2 separate regions of the Homo sapiens genome follow, and region 1 is linked to region 2. Evidence: chromatin contacts called from ENCODE Hi-C data. All regions are on one chromosome and are shown on one strand. Each heading gives the region's core, a stretch centred on a gene start or an enhancer-like site at or near the end of the contact. The rest is flanking DNA. Distances are from core to core; before and after follow the strand shown.

Region 1 (7,240 bases), core at 3,665-6,164, 300 kb after region 2:
AAATAATTTTGTCCAGAGGAGGTGGTTATTTGGTATGTTTTGGACATTCTCTGCTTTAGGGATTTGTTTGACTTTTTCTTTCTTTTATTTTTAGTGAGTGAGAAATGAAAAAAGTTAATGCAGAACAAGGATCATAAAGCAGACTCAGATATAGATCACAAACAGGTTTAGGTAGATTTCAGGTCTCTGTTACAGTCTGTTAAAGAATAAAGAAAAGAAAGAAGGAGAGAGGGGACTGTGGCTAGGAGGGATGAAGCCAGACTGTTCAGCCTCTCAACTGCCCGGGTTTTGCCATCGATGGAGGAAAAGAGAGATGGGAAGGAAAAGGGAATGAGGGAGACAGAGAGAGATGGAGAAACTGGACAGAGACTGAGAGGAAGGTGCAGGAGGCCCTGGCAGTGCCCCAGGTGGCAGGTGGCAGGGTGGCCTCACAGGTGGTAGCAGGTTTCTCATGGGCTAGGATGAGTGACACGGAAAGAATGCTGGAATAGGACCTGGCTACAGACTCAAGTTCTGGTCCAAGACCTGACAGTAACTTGCTGTGTGACTCTGAGGAAATCCTTTGCCCTCTCTGGTCCCAAGTCCCTGGTGCCACCAGTCACGGCCGTTTCACATTTAAAAAAGCCAAGGATGAAGAGTAGGAGATAGGCATACTACATCCATGGATTTGACCCCCAGTAGAGGGGAGGCACCCCTTTTTGGCCCTGCCTTTAAACCCAGGCAGCCAAGAACAGAGGAAGAGCCCTGTATACTCCAACAGACTTCAGCTGTGGTCTCCAAGGCTCGGGACTGGGCCCAGGGCAGTGTAGAAGGTCATGGAGATTGTAGCTGAGGAACTGGGGGGAGCACACCCCCATTTCTGTTGCCACTTGCCCTCCTCACCAACACTGATTCCACAAATCGCAACTGAATGCCTGTTCAGCACAGGCAATGTGCTGTCCCAGAGGACGTAGTGATGAGCAGGACAGCCTCACTGCATGCAAACCCTCCAGGCTGCAGGGGTGGGAATGTCTGCCAAAGGTCCCCAGGGCTCTCAGCTCACCAGCAGGTACACCCAAGGTTGCCTCAACCTTCAGACCCAGGTTGGAAAGGTCCTAGCCCCACTACAGGTATACCTCAGCACCTCAGAGCCACCCCACAGTGCCTCCAAGTTATTTCCAAGAGGGCTTAGGGCCACCTCACTGACAGCATGCTCTCTCTCTCTGCTCTCTCTTCTCTCTCTCTCCTCTTTCTTCTCTCTCTCTCTCTCCTCTGTCTTCTCTCTCTCTCTCTCTCCTCTCTCTCTCTTCTCTCTCTATCTCCCTTTCTTGACTCACACATAGGCCCCCAGGGCCCTAAAGCAGTGATGCTTGAACCTGAGAGTTATGCAGGTATCCCAGCTTCTGCAGTCAACTCCTCCCTCTTGAGCTTCTCCCAAGTTGCCCTTCAAGCAGGGGAAGGAGATAGATAGGATCCCAGCCTCTCCATGATACTACTCCCCAACCCCCTCCACCCACATCTGCCACAGAACGCCTGCCTTCTTCAGAAAAACAAACACCCATTTGCCCCCCGGCTCAGGCTACACAACACCCAGAGGAACCAGATGCCCACCAGCCCTACAAACACTTGTTCCAGGTTTGTGCTCATCAGGGACACCCTGTTGCACAAAGAAGAAACTGACCTGGTACCTCCCTTGGCGGGGAATCCATTCCTGGGGAGAAGATGAGAGGAGAACAATGAGAACATACAGGAGAAGGAGCTGAACACCGTAAATGAGTGCCAGGTTAGGTGTCATGGGAGGTTAGGAGAGGAAGAATTACTTTCATCTGGAAAAATCAGAAGCCAGCTATATGGACAGGTGGTATCCATGGTGCATCATAAAAATGAGAAAAATTAAAAATGTGAAATGGAGGAACAAAGCTTTCCAAGAAGAAATGGAATAAGCAAAGGCTTTCCCAACACTGGGAAGAATGTTGGGCAGAGTTGGCAAACGTAAGAGGCTGTCATTACCACTGCCCCTTCCAGTGTTCATGGCAGACATGACAATGGATCACAGCACTGCTCCATGACTAATGGATCACAGCACTGCTCCATGGAAGCCATGCACCATCAGCTAGTCATAGTGGGTACAACAGATAACACTTCGCTGCTCTGTCTGCAGAAGAATAATGAACTATCGAAGAGGATTAGGACAGAGGATCTGAAAGGGAATTTGTGGGAGAGAAGGCAGGAAGGGCAGGTTGAAACTAAATAATAGAGGGTCATCCAATCCACCTGTCATTCCATATTGGCAATTCCTTCCTTTTGGAAATGTCTTGCCCTCTGTCAATGACCTCTAAGAAGAGCTGCATCAGACTAATTCACACTGAGGTATTACAACTTAGTGTTATGAGGACTCCTGGGTATCAACTGATCTAGAGTTTTTCAAAATGCAGTCCACTTTCCCAGGGTCCAGTGGTGGGGGCACTTACTAAACTGCAGATTCCTTGGCCTTGCCCCCAGAAGTTCTTATTCAGCTGAGCTGGTGAATGTTTACACTTTAATGTTTGAGCATAAAAGTTTCATGCTCAGGCCAGGCACGGTGGCTCACACCTGTAATCCCAGCATTTTAGGAGGCCAAGGCAGGTGGATCACCTGAGGTCAGGAGTTCAAAACCTGACCAGGCCAACATGATGAAAACCTGTCTCTACTAAAAATACAAAAAAAAAAAAGAGCCAGGTGTAGTGGTGGGTGCCTGTAATCCCAGCTACTCAGGAGGCTGAGGCAGGAGAATTGCTTGAACCCAGGAGGCAGAGGTTGCCATGAGCCGAGATCGCACCACTGTATTCCAGCCTGGATAACAAGAGCAAAATTCCTTCTCCAAAAAAAAAAAAAAAGAGTTTCACGCTCAAACTTGTCAGCTTGTCAGCAACCAAGTCCCATTCATCCTATAGAAGACACCTGGAGCCCAGAGTTATCCCTTGTTTTCCCTAAAGACAGACTGTATCAGTTATCAATTGTGAGTAACAAATCATTCCAAAACTTAATGGCTTAAGGAAACAACCATTTTTTTATTTCTCACAGTTCTGTGGGTGGGCAGGGCTCAGCTTGGCAGTCCTGCTGGTCCCACTGGGGGCCTCTCATGCAGCTACAGTCAGATGGTGGCTGAGGCTGCAATCACCTGGGGGCTCCACCGAGCTAGAACATCCAAGATGGTTCACTCATAGCCCTGGAGGACTGGCAGAGATGGCTGGGAGGCACAGCTGAGCTGTGGTGCTGGGGTGGCTGGCCCTCTATCTCCATGTAGTTTCAGGCCTCCTTATTCACATGGCCTCTCCATTAGTCTCTCGAGCAGCATTCAGCAGTGCATTTCTAATTCTGCTAGTCTCCAGAGCAGAGTATAAAAGTGGACTTCTAACATGGGGGCTCAGTGCTCCTAAAAGCAGAAGGTGCTAGGCTTTCTGAAGGCTTAGTTCTAGAACTGGCACAACATCCTTTCTGCCACATTCTTGTGGTTAAAGTGAGTCACAGGGCAAGCCCAGACTCAAGATGGGATGAGACTACCTGAGGACAAACACCGAGAAGCATGACTAATGGAGGGTCATCTTTGGAGACCAGCAAACCACCCACTGAAAGCTCGTGCACAGCCAAGCCCAGAGCTCCACCCAGGGTACTTCTATTCCTCCCTATTCCAATATGCACCAAATTTCTTGAAGGCAGAGATTGAGAGAGCAGAAGAGCGGATGGGAAGGGACAGGCAGTGAGGCAAAGATCAGGGCTTAGTGGATTGCTGAGGAGCTTCTTCTGGCAGGTTCTTCTCTCTCTGTCTCTCTCCTTGCAGCCCTCTGTTATCTCAGTCTCTTCCCAGCTCCTTTACATAAAACCAAGTCCTGTTATGCCCCAGCCCAGGTGTCCTAGGTCCCTTAAGGTAGACCTGGAGCTGAAAAGAGAGGCTGGAGGGAACTAGGATGGGGGTAGATATATGGTCCTACCTAGGATGCTCTCAACTCCTAGAGCACCCTCCTGAAGGAGGAGTCACAGATGTTCTCAACTCCAAGCTCCAGATGATGCCTGGCCACCTCCTCCACCCATCAGAGCCAGCCTATGCTGTGTTCTGGCCTCAGGCCCTGCTGGGGTATCTGGCCCCTTCAATCACCCTGCTGTCAGGCTGACCTGAGCGTCACTCTGCCAGTCCCTTACGTGCCATGTGAAATAACACATGTAAGATACATGGCCCCAAACTGACATGCATAAAGGGCCATATACATCGTGGGTGTTACCATGGTTATCCCAGATTGTACACAGTTGTATTCTTTTGTTGCTACCTTTTATAACAAAAGATGCAGAGCTTTGTCATTTTTACAGTTTTTGCAGCTATCACCTCATTTTACTTCCTACTTTGTAGGCCAGTGCCTCTAAAACTGAGTGAAGGACCAGTTTTAATATTATTATTCTAATCCACTGCACAGCTATACTTTTGCAAAACGCAACAAAAATTAATCACTGGAAAAATGAAATGAAAACAGCCGTACAGTTACAAGCACCAATGTTTATTGTTAGATTCAATAAACATAAAATTACTGCATCAAATTTCTATGAATATTTCTAAGCACTCTCAACTTCTATAATTACCTTGTTGGGAGACAGGACACACTGATTGTGAACTGCCTTTTAAGTAGCAAGGTAATAGGGGAGGAAGCTGGGATCTGGCAAAAGCTAAGCCTCTCACTTGGGTTTTCTGACTCTGAAGCTAACTCCGTGTCATTACAGATCTTGGCCCAATCGTCTCTGTGTAGAGTTGAAAAAAGAAAACAAACAAACAAAAAACCTAGGATCTCAGAGAGGGAAAGTACCATGCCCCAAATCATACAGTAACTCAATGGCCAGTGGATACTGGGACCATATACCTCCCCACCCTGCTAAGAGCTATTTCCCCACCCACAGATATCCTATTTGAATTGTCCAAGGTCCTGGATGCCTACGGACTGAGTCATGCAGGACTCTGGGGGAGGTATTTTCGACCCCGGGTGACTGTTGTCCTCCCCCGCATCCTCAAGCAATCCCCCGCCCTGCTATCCTACACCTTCCCCGCCCTCTCAGAGACTGCGGGGACTGCGCTGGCTGGTTTCAATTAATCAACTGGGTCTCTTGCTGTTCCAAAAATAAATATGCCACAGAAGGGGACACCGACAGAATGTGCACCATCGTTCCCCCTTCCTCACCCTCCAGCCCCTCTCTCCAACTGCACACAGTGTCCTGAGCCTCAGCACGCAGATGCAGGCTTTCAGCCCACCACCCTCCAAGAAAAAGCCATCTCCTCTCTTCTGGAAAGGAATTAAGAAATGAAGTCACCGTATGCTTGTGCTGCATGGTACAGCTGCCTAGAGCTGCCTGAGCCGGGCCTTATAAATATCTCCCCAAACTAGCATGCTGTGGCCAAAGCTCTCTCAATGCTCAAATCTGAGCTAGGGGAACAGCTGCCTCCTCCAAGCCCAGCCCAGCCCTCTGAGAGCATGTTTTCTGAGATTCACAGAAAATAGAGCACTTGCCCCACACACAGCACCCAAAGGCAATCCCTGGAAATAATTCAAATGTTAGCACCAATGGCTTCTGCAAACACCAAAAAAAAAAAAAAGAAGAAGAAGAAGAAGAAAGATAATTAAAAGACACATACAGAAGCCATTGGCGGTAGGATTATTACTGTAAGTACTGTACTTACTACTGTAAGGAAAGGAGGACTCCATCCGTCTTATCAGCACAGACTGAGACACACGCAGACTCATTTATAACTAAGTAGGCTGGAGAATAATCCGGGATGTCAAAAGAATTTCTCAGATGTATTTTCGAGGAATCTTCAGAGCACCTGAAGGAATAATTACCATCACTGAGCAATATTACCATCACAATAGCCAGGCATTGTGCTAAGCACTGCTCAAGAGGTAGTGTGCCTGGGCAAAGTGGGTAATCAATCAGTATTTATTTGGATGTGTGGGTGGGTGGATGGATGGATGGATGAAAGGATGGATGGATAGATGGATGATAGATGAGCAGGCAGATAGGTGGATAGATGGATAGATGAATGAGTGGATAGATGGTGAGTGTCAGTCTGTTTTTCATTGCTATAAAGGAATACCTGAGACTGGGTAATTTATAAAGAAAAGAGATTTATTTTGGTTCATGGTTCTACAGGCTGTATAAGAAGCATGGTGCAGGCATCTGCAGCTGGTGAGGCCTAAGGAAGCTTCCAATCATAGCAGAAGGCAAAGGGGGAGCTGGCATATCACATGGCGAGAGAGGGAGCAAGAGAGCTGCCGGGTTCTTTTAAACAACCAGGTCTCATGTGAACTAACGAGCAAGAACTCACTCATGACCACAGGGAGGGCACCAAGCCATGGTGAAGGGTCCGCCCCCATGACCCAAACACCTCCCACCAGGCCCCATCTTCAACACTGGGGATCACATTTCAACATGAGATTTGGACGGGACAAACATCCTAACCATCTCAGTGGGTTGTGGATGTATGGATGAATACATGAAAGAAAAATGATCTCAGTCAGCAGGATCCAGGCCCTGGGGGTTTGACTAGAACCTCCATAAACATGGGGAGTGAATATGACTTTTCCATCCCTGTTCCAATCCCGAAGTCCCCTAAATTCCCAGCCAGCCACCACCTCCTGGAAGCCCTCCAAGAAGAAGTAACATCCTTCCTGAGAAGATGAGGCCCATTTTCTTCCTCTCCTCCCATCCACAGGGTTGCATAAGAGATTAAGTCATCTCTGATGAAACCTGCAGCAGAGAAAGCTGGGGGCCAAGATTATACAAGGAAGGTCCTGGGAGGTCAGCTTTTCCATTTCTCCTGCAGCCCAGAGTCTCACCCTGTAAACTGTGCTGCCTGCTGACACACCACCCCGAGTGAGGCCTCATCCTCAGGGATCCCCAGCCTCAGAGCACAGGGGGATCAGGGACCTGAGGTGGGGTGCAGGAGCTCAGAAGCTAAAGTCACATGAGAAAAGAGGGCCCAACACTGTCTGAGCAACATGGTTCTAGTCACTTCTTTCCCCAGAAAATATTGTACTGGAAAGAAATGCACCAAAACAATCATATCTTTAGTAATAGAGAAGTACAAACCCAAGACTCTTTTCTTTTTTCTATTCTGTTAATTCTCTGTGATATGGCCATTTTTTTTATAATGAAAGTAATTTTAATATTGGTGATGCAATAGAGGAGAGGATCCCCTCCCCATAACCAAGGCGGGAAAGGGACTAACTAACCAGGAAGATTG
Region 2 (6,510 bases), core at 3,145-5,644:
GGAACGTCACCACCCGGCAGCCACCCCGTCCAGGAAGGAGGTGGGGGTCACCCACCGCCAGGCCAGCCGCCCCGTCCAGGAGGGAGGTGCGGGGGTCAGCTCCCCACCCGGCCAGCCGCCCCGTCCGGGAGGGAGGTGGGGGGGTCAGCCCCCCGCCCGGCCAGCCGCCCCCTCTGGGAGGTGGGGGGCGCCTCTGCCCGGCCGCCCCTACTGGGAAGTGAGGAGCCCCTCTGCCCGGCCAGCCGCCCCGTCCGGGAGGGAGGTGGGGGGGTCAGCCCTCTACCCTGCCAGCCGCCCCATCCGGGAGGGAGGTGGGGGTGTCAGCCCCCTGCCCGGCCAGCCGCCCCGTCCGGGAGGTGAGGGGCGCCTCTGCCCGGCCACCCCTACTGGGAAGTGAGGAGCCCCTCTGCCCGGCCAGCCGCCCCGTCTGGGAGGTGGGGGTGCCTCTGCCCGGCCGCCCCTACTGGGAGGTGAGGAGCCCCTCTGCCCGGCCAGCCGCCCCGTCCGGGAGGGAGGTGGGGGGGTCAGCCCCCTGCCCGGCCAGCCGCCCCGTCCGGGAGGTGAGGGGCGCCTCTGCCCGGCCACCCCTACTGGGAAGTGAGGAGCTCCTCTGCCCGGCCACCACCCCGTCTGGGAGGTGTGCCCGGCAGCTCAATGAGAACGGGCCATGATGACAATGGCGGTTTTGTGGAGTAGAAAGTGGGGAGAGGTGGGGAAAAGAGTGAGAAATCGGATGGTTGCCGTGTTTGTGTAGTAGGAGGTAGACATGGGAGACTTTTCATTTTGTTCTGTACTAAGAAAAATTCTTCTGCCTTGGGATCCTGTTGATCTGTGACCTTACCCCCAACCCTGTGCTCTCTGAAACATGTGCTGTGTCCACTCAGGGTTAAATGGATTAAGGGCGGTGCAAGATGTGCTTTGTTAAACAGATGCTTGAAGGCAGCATGCTCGTTGAGAGTCATCACCACTCCCTAATCTCAAGTACCCAGGGACACAAACACTGCGGAAGGCCGCAGGGTCCTCTGCCTAGGAAAACCAGAGACCTTTGTTCACTTGTTTATCTGCTGACCTTCCCTCCACTATTGTCCTGTGACCCTGCCAAATCCCCCTCTGTGAGAAACACCCAAGAATGATCAATAAAAAATAAATTAATTTAAAAAAAAAAAAAGATGAATGATGGTAATCCTTGCCTTGCCCTATAGGTAAGATAACGTCTGGCTTGGGGGCGGGGTGTTGTGATTATGCCTCTGCAATCTGTCATCAGATGCACTCTCACACCCAAACTTTGATGTGATTTTGAACGCCCTGAATCTTCACCACCTGTATATAAACTGTGAATGGGAATACTGCATTGCAGAAGCAACTCTGACAGCGCTGTTCCCAGCCTATAGGCCTCTGTCTATAGCCCTCAGCAAGATTTCTGAATAGAACTAACTTTAATTCATTAAGGTGGCCAGGCAAGGTGTCTCATGCCTGTAATCCCAGCACTTTGGGAGGCCGAGGCGGGCAGATCACTTGAGGTCAGGAGTTTGAGACCAGTCTGGCCAATATGGCAAAACCTCGTTTCTCCAACAAAAAAAAAAAAGATACAAAAATTAGCTGGGCATGGTGGTGCACGCCTGTAGACCCAGCTACTCAGGAGGCTGGGCAGGAGAATCACTTGAACCCGGGAGGTGGAGGCTGCGGTGCGTCGAGATGGCACCACTACACTCCAGCCTGGGCAACGGAGCAAGACTCCATCTCAAGAAAAAAAAAAATTAAGAGGCTCAATTCTTTTTTCTTTAGTCAACATAGGCAAAGGAACACTTTGATGAGACGGGAGATACAGTGGGAGCCATCAGCCTCACTTTCTTACTCTAGTCACCAAGTGGTGCTCATCCAAAGGGGAGGAAATGGGGGATGCGGCCACTCAGGTTGCACTGCTGAGGAGTGTTGGAGCTGGGATGCTGCCTGACTCAAGAGAGAGATGGAGCCACAGACACATGGAGGCAAACTGAAGAAAGACAGATAAAGGAGGCAGCTTTTCAGGAATGCGACCCCGGGGTTGGGGAAGGTGGAGAAGAAGGGAGGGAAAACTTGAGGCCTTGCACTCAGCTTTGACAACAACCTCATTCAACCACTAGATGTCACCAAACACAAAACCCGTTAGAAACGGAGAAATGAAGCCAAGGAATCTTGATCCCAAAGAATTCCTGGACTCAGCCCTGGAAAAGTCTTAAAGCTAAGGAATGTGGCATGCAGATCACTCTAGGTAAAGCAGGACTGACTTTTATAACTGTCACCAAAGGAGACGCCACATCTCTGGTGTCCTGGCGCCTGCATCTCAAACACACAGCATCTTAGTTAATTCTCAGAACATGCCCGGCAGGGCAGGACCACCACTATCCCCATTTCACAGGTGGGAGCACTGAGGGCCCAAGAGGTTGTTACCTCCTCAAGTCCACACAGCTAGGAAGGGGCTGAACTAGGATTGCAGCCAGGACTCTCTGACTTTCCACCTGGGCTCTTTCATCTATACCATGACATCTATCCCAGGGACATGACCCGCTACCACCATTACAGAAACACCACAGCCACAGGTTCCAAGGCAGACCAGGGCATTTCTTTAGTTCATTAAACTCCATTATTCTAATATAATTACTCCTTGATTTTACAGCAGCAAATTATAATAGCCAGTAGTGGAGAACAGTAACCTGGATTGCCAGAAACAGCAGAAGGTTTTGGTTTGGGTTTGTTTTTTCACTTTTGACGTTTATTGTATAGGTTGCACTTCATTTGGGGGAGTCCGAGGGGGAGTGTTTTGTGTGGTTTTAAATCAACCTATTTAGCTTCTCAATGTCATTGGGCATTGGATAAAGATCTGAGTGTATATGTTGTCTGATACAGAAAGTGAGTGAGAATGTAGGTAGAAAAAAGAAAAACAGCACATGAAGAGATGTAGAAAGCTCAGCTAAGCTCAAACTCTCCCAGTGAAACACCAAAAGTACAGGGACAACAGTAGTTTGGAATGAAGCATTGCTCCTCATACAGCAGAAGAGAAACTGGAACATCCTAACATCAGCACCAAAGCAGTTTTCCATGTCCTCATTCCCTCATTCATGCATTCATTCAAATATTTACCAGGAGCCACAAACGTGACCAAAACATGCCCTTGCCTTTACAACTGCTCCCTGTGGTAGAGGAGACCTCTAAGCGAATAATCAGAATACAACACACTTAGTGTTATATCTGAGATACACACAAGGTGCTACTGGACAGATAAAACAGGGAAGGAAAAAGAAGACGTTAAACATGGGTTTAAAAGATGAATAGAAGTTCAAGTACAGAAGGGCAGCCAGGCAACAGGAATGAGAAGTGCAAGAGCACAGCATGGAGCAAAAGGGCAGGAGAAGGTCACAGGATGGCAAAAGTTTTCATGCATGTGAGGGACTGGGAAACTTGTAGGGTTTGGGAAGGTGGAGCAGGAAGAGGCAGGAAGGGTAGGCAGGGGCTAGATACAGAGCCACAGGCCCCTGAGCACTTGCGATGTGCTGGTCTGAACTGAGATGTGCTGTGGGTGTAAAATACACACCGATTTTGAAGACTCAGTGGGAGCAAATAAAGTAAAATACCTCATTAATATTTTTACATTGTTTGGCTGTTGAAATGATAATATTTGGGTTATACTGAGCTAAATAAAATATATTATTAAAATTAACTTCACTCATTTGTTTTGACTTTGTTAGTGTGGCTGCTAGAAAATTTAAGATGACATATATGGCTTACAATCACCTCCACTGGGCAGTGCTGGGCTCATTCAAGCATGAGAACATCGGATTCCATCATAGGGGTCTTGGGGCTCATCTGGTAGCAACAGGGAGTCACCAGAAATTCCAGAGCAAAGGAGCAATTCAGTCCGCTGAAGGTTTAGGAACACCTTCAGTGGCTTCAGGTTGGTGGGGTAAAGCAGTGGTCGGGGAAGGCACTCTGGGGGACATTAAGCTTCCTAAGTCAGGAATGTTTAGGTCTGAATAAAGCAGAGAAGGAAAATGTGGGAGAGCTATTTAAGAGAAGAGAAAATAATTGACAAATCAAAATCAGATTATTACACTACAAAACCATCACAGGATTCAATTACAGTCCTTTGTGGGGAAATGCCTCCTCCTCCATCCCCCCCACGTCCCCAACTCCCACCAGATCACATAGTGTAACCTTCCTGGCTGATGTAACACACAAAGCTGAAAAGATAGTTTTCAGGACACAGGAAAAGCAAGTGGCAATGCTTAAGAGAAGAACTTACTCCTCTTTCCTTGTTAAGGATCCAGGAGGCAAACCTAACCCCGCTGGGCCCCAGACAGCAATTCCTAACAGTGTGCTCTTTTATACCTTCCTTCAAGGCTGCTGACAGGAAAGGCCGTTGCCAAGGAAACAGGCTGAGCCAGGAAGCTGACTGGAGCAAACACAGACAGTCTCACGGCCGCTCTGTGGACAGAGCGGACCAGTTGGTAAATATTTCACCAGGCACATACCAGAGACGCAAAGCAAACAGTATGTCATCCCAGCGCTGGGCTGGAATCGTTCCACGAGGAAATGTTGAACTCAGAAGCTGTGCAGCTTCGTTCCCATGTTACAAAGGATGACCTCCCAATATGACAGGGCTTACAGTGGGGCATTGGGACACTTTGCTAGAGTGGGATTATAGCACTCTATATGTGCGAGTTCCACATCTGCGGATTCAACCAAATGAAAAATATTCTCCAAAAAATGTACAAATAATACGAATTGTAAAGTACATTAAATAAATAAAATATAAACTAACTACGTAGCATTTACATTGTATTAGGTATTATAAGTAATCTAAAGTACATAGGTTACAGGCAAATATGCTATTTTACATAAAGGACTTGAGCAGGAGCAGTTTTTGGTATCCGCAATGGCCCTGGAACCAATCCCCTTTGACTGTACTGAGCATCTCCCAGCACAGAGGCTATCAGTGCTGGTGGCAAAAGAGATGTCAAGGTACTCTGGAGAAAAGTAGAAAATCAGTGGGCAAGCTACTTCTCCTTCATGGCAGCCTCAATTTTGCTTACCTTTAAAATGGGTATAATCTTTTAAAGATTATGTAATAGGATGAGCATTCAATGGAATAAAATAGTTTAATAAATAAGATAAATGTGTAGTCGCCTCAATAAATGTTAGTTTCACTTTCCGCTCCAGTGTGTAACATCTAGAATTAAAGATATTCTGTGTACAGTTTGAATGCCAACTATTTAGATACAACACTTCTATTAAGTAAGCCTAAGTCTGTCTTAGCTTCCTCAGTATATAACACTGAATACAACCACAGAGGGATTCTTTTTGCTTTGTATCTTTTACGTGAATGGCAGGTAAGTCACATCTCCTGGATTTTTTACTGATGTAATTGATGATCTGGGCTCAAGTCCTGAACATGCAAACCATTCCAGTGAATTCCATTTTATTAGATTGAAGCCATAGCTCTAGCCTAGCAAGATCACTTGAAAGCTGTCCTCTGTCCTCAGGGAGCTTCATGTCTGGGGCAGTGGTTTTTAAAACGTGGTCTCTTGACCTCAGAATTAACTGAGGTGATTGGTTAAAAAGGTGAGTTTTCAGTCTTCATCTTAGACCTATTGAATCAGAACATCTGGAGGCAGGTCCCAGAAACTTGCAATTTTAGCAAACTTTCCAGTTTACACTCATGCACAATAAAGTTTGAAAAATCAATTTTCTTCATTATTTCTGCATTTTAGAAATTGGTCCTTGGACCACCTGCATTTGATGCCTGTTGAAATGCAGGTTTCTGAACATCATCCACATGTAAGGAATCATAGTCTCTGGACTCAAGAACCTGCCTGTGTAACAAACTCTCCAGTTGATTCTTACTCACACTAAAAGCTGAGAACCAATGGCCTAGTGAATCGTAAAGAAATACTCCTCAAACTTGGCATTGGTGTGCATAGGAAGTGCCTGGAGAGCTTGTTAAAGCAGAGATCGCTGAGCCCACCTCCAGAAAATCTGACTCACTAGGTTTGGGGAGGGATCCAAGAACTTATATTTCTAACAAGCTCCCAGCTGATGGAAATGCTGCTGATCCACAGATCACACTATGGGCAGTTGTGGTGTTAAACTCATAATAGTCTATATAGTTTTAAAAATACACCCATATCTAAAGAATCTATACAAATCCTATTGAAACAAAAATGGCCATGCCTTATTGTAACCTGGGAAAGGTTTGTGTATGCATGTGGTAAAATACACATAACATAAAATTTACCATTTTAACCATTTTAAAGTAGACAATTCAGTGGGCATTTAATACATACACAATGCGGAGCCACCATCACTACTGTCTAGTCCCAGAATTGTTTATCTCCCCAAAAGGAGACTCCATACTCATTCAGTAGCCACTCCCCATTCCTGCTTCCCCTCAGTCTCTGGCGACCACTAATCTGATTTTTCTCTCTATTAATTTGTCTTTTCTGGATATTCCACATAAATGAAATCATACAATAT

Evidence for each region. A loop is a pair of places that touch in the nucleus more often than their neighbours do. Pooled maps may share reads with other maps.
Region 1: a map of PC-3 shows a loop between it and region 2 (15-fold over the local background). The contact joins two enhancer-like sites. A Hi-C loop is called at or near these places in 4 of 168 maps with a recorded cell type or tissue (MCF 10A, PC-3, PC-9 and 1 more) and 2 of 50 pooled maps.

The regions. Positions count from the first base shown.
Region 1 is chr3:8,736,782-8,744,021 of GRCh38, forward strand. The region is part of intron 1 of CAV3 (caveolin 3); the gene reads left to right. It also overlaps a transcript of OXTR not described here. Among named protein-coding and RNA genes, the nearest start is that of CAV3, 6.6 kb to the left of the region's middle. Within about 2 kb of position 4,915, at least 5 of the 41 ENCODE cell types and tissues checked have a DNase peak (open chromatin) inside an H3K27ac peak, as active enhancers do; they include PC-3 and PC-9, where a contact is called at or near this core.
Region 2 is chr3:8,440,082-8,446,591 of GRCh38, forward strand. All of the region lies in intron 3 of LMCD1-AS1 (LMCD1 antisense RNA 1), which reads right to left. Among named protein-coding and RNA genes, the nearest start is that of LMCD1-AS1, 58 kb to the right of the region's middle. RefSeq lists an enhancer at 706-1,223. Within about 2 kb of position 4,395, at least 31 of the 41 ENCODE cell types and tissues checked have a DNase peak (open chromatin) inside an H3K27ac peak, as active enhancers do; they include PC-3 and PC-9, where a contact is called at or near this core.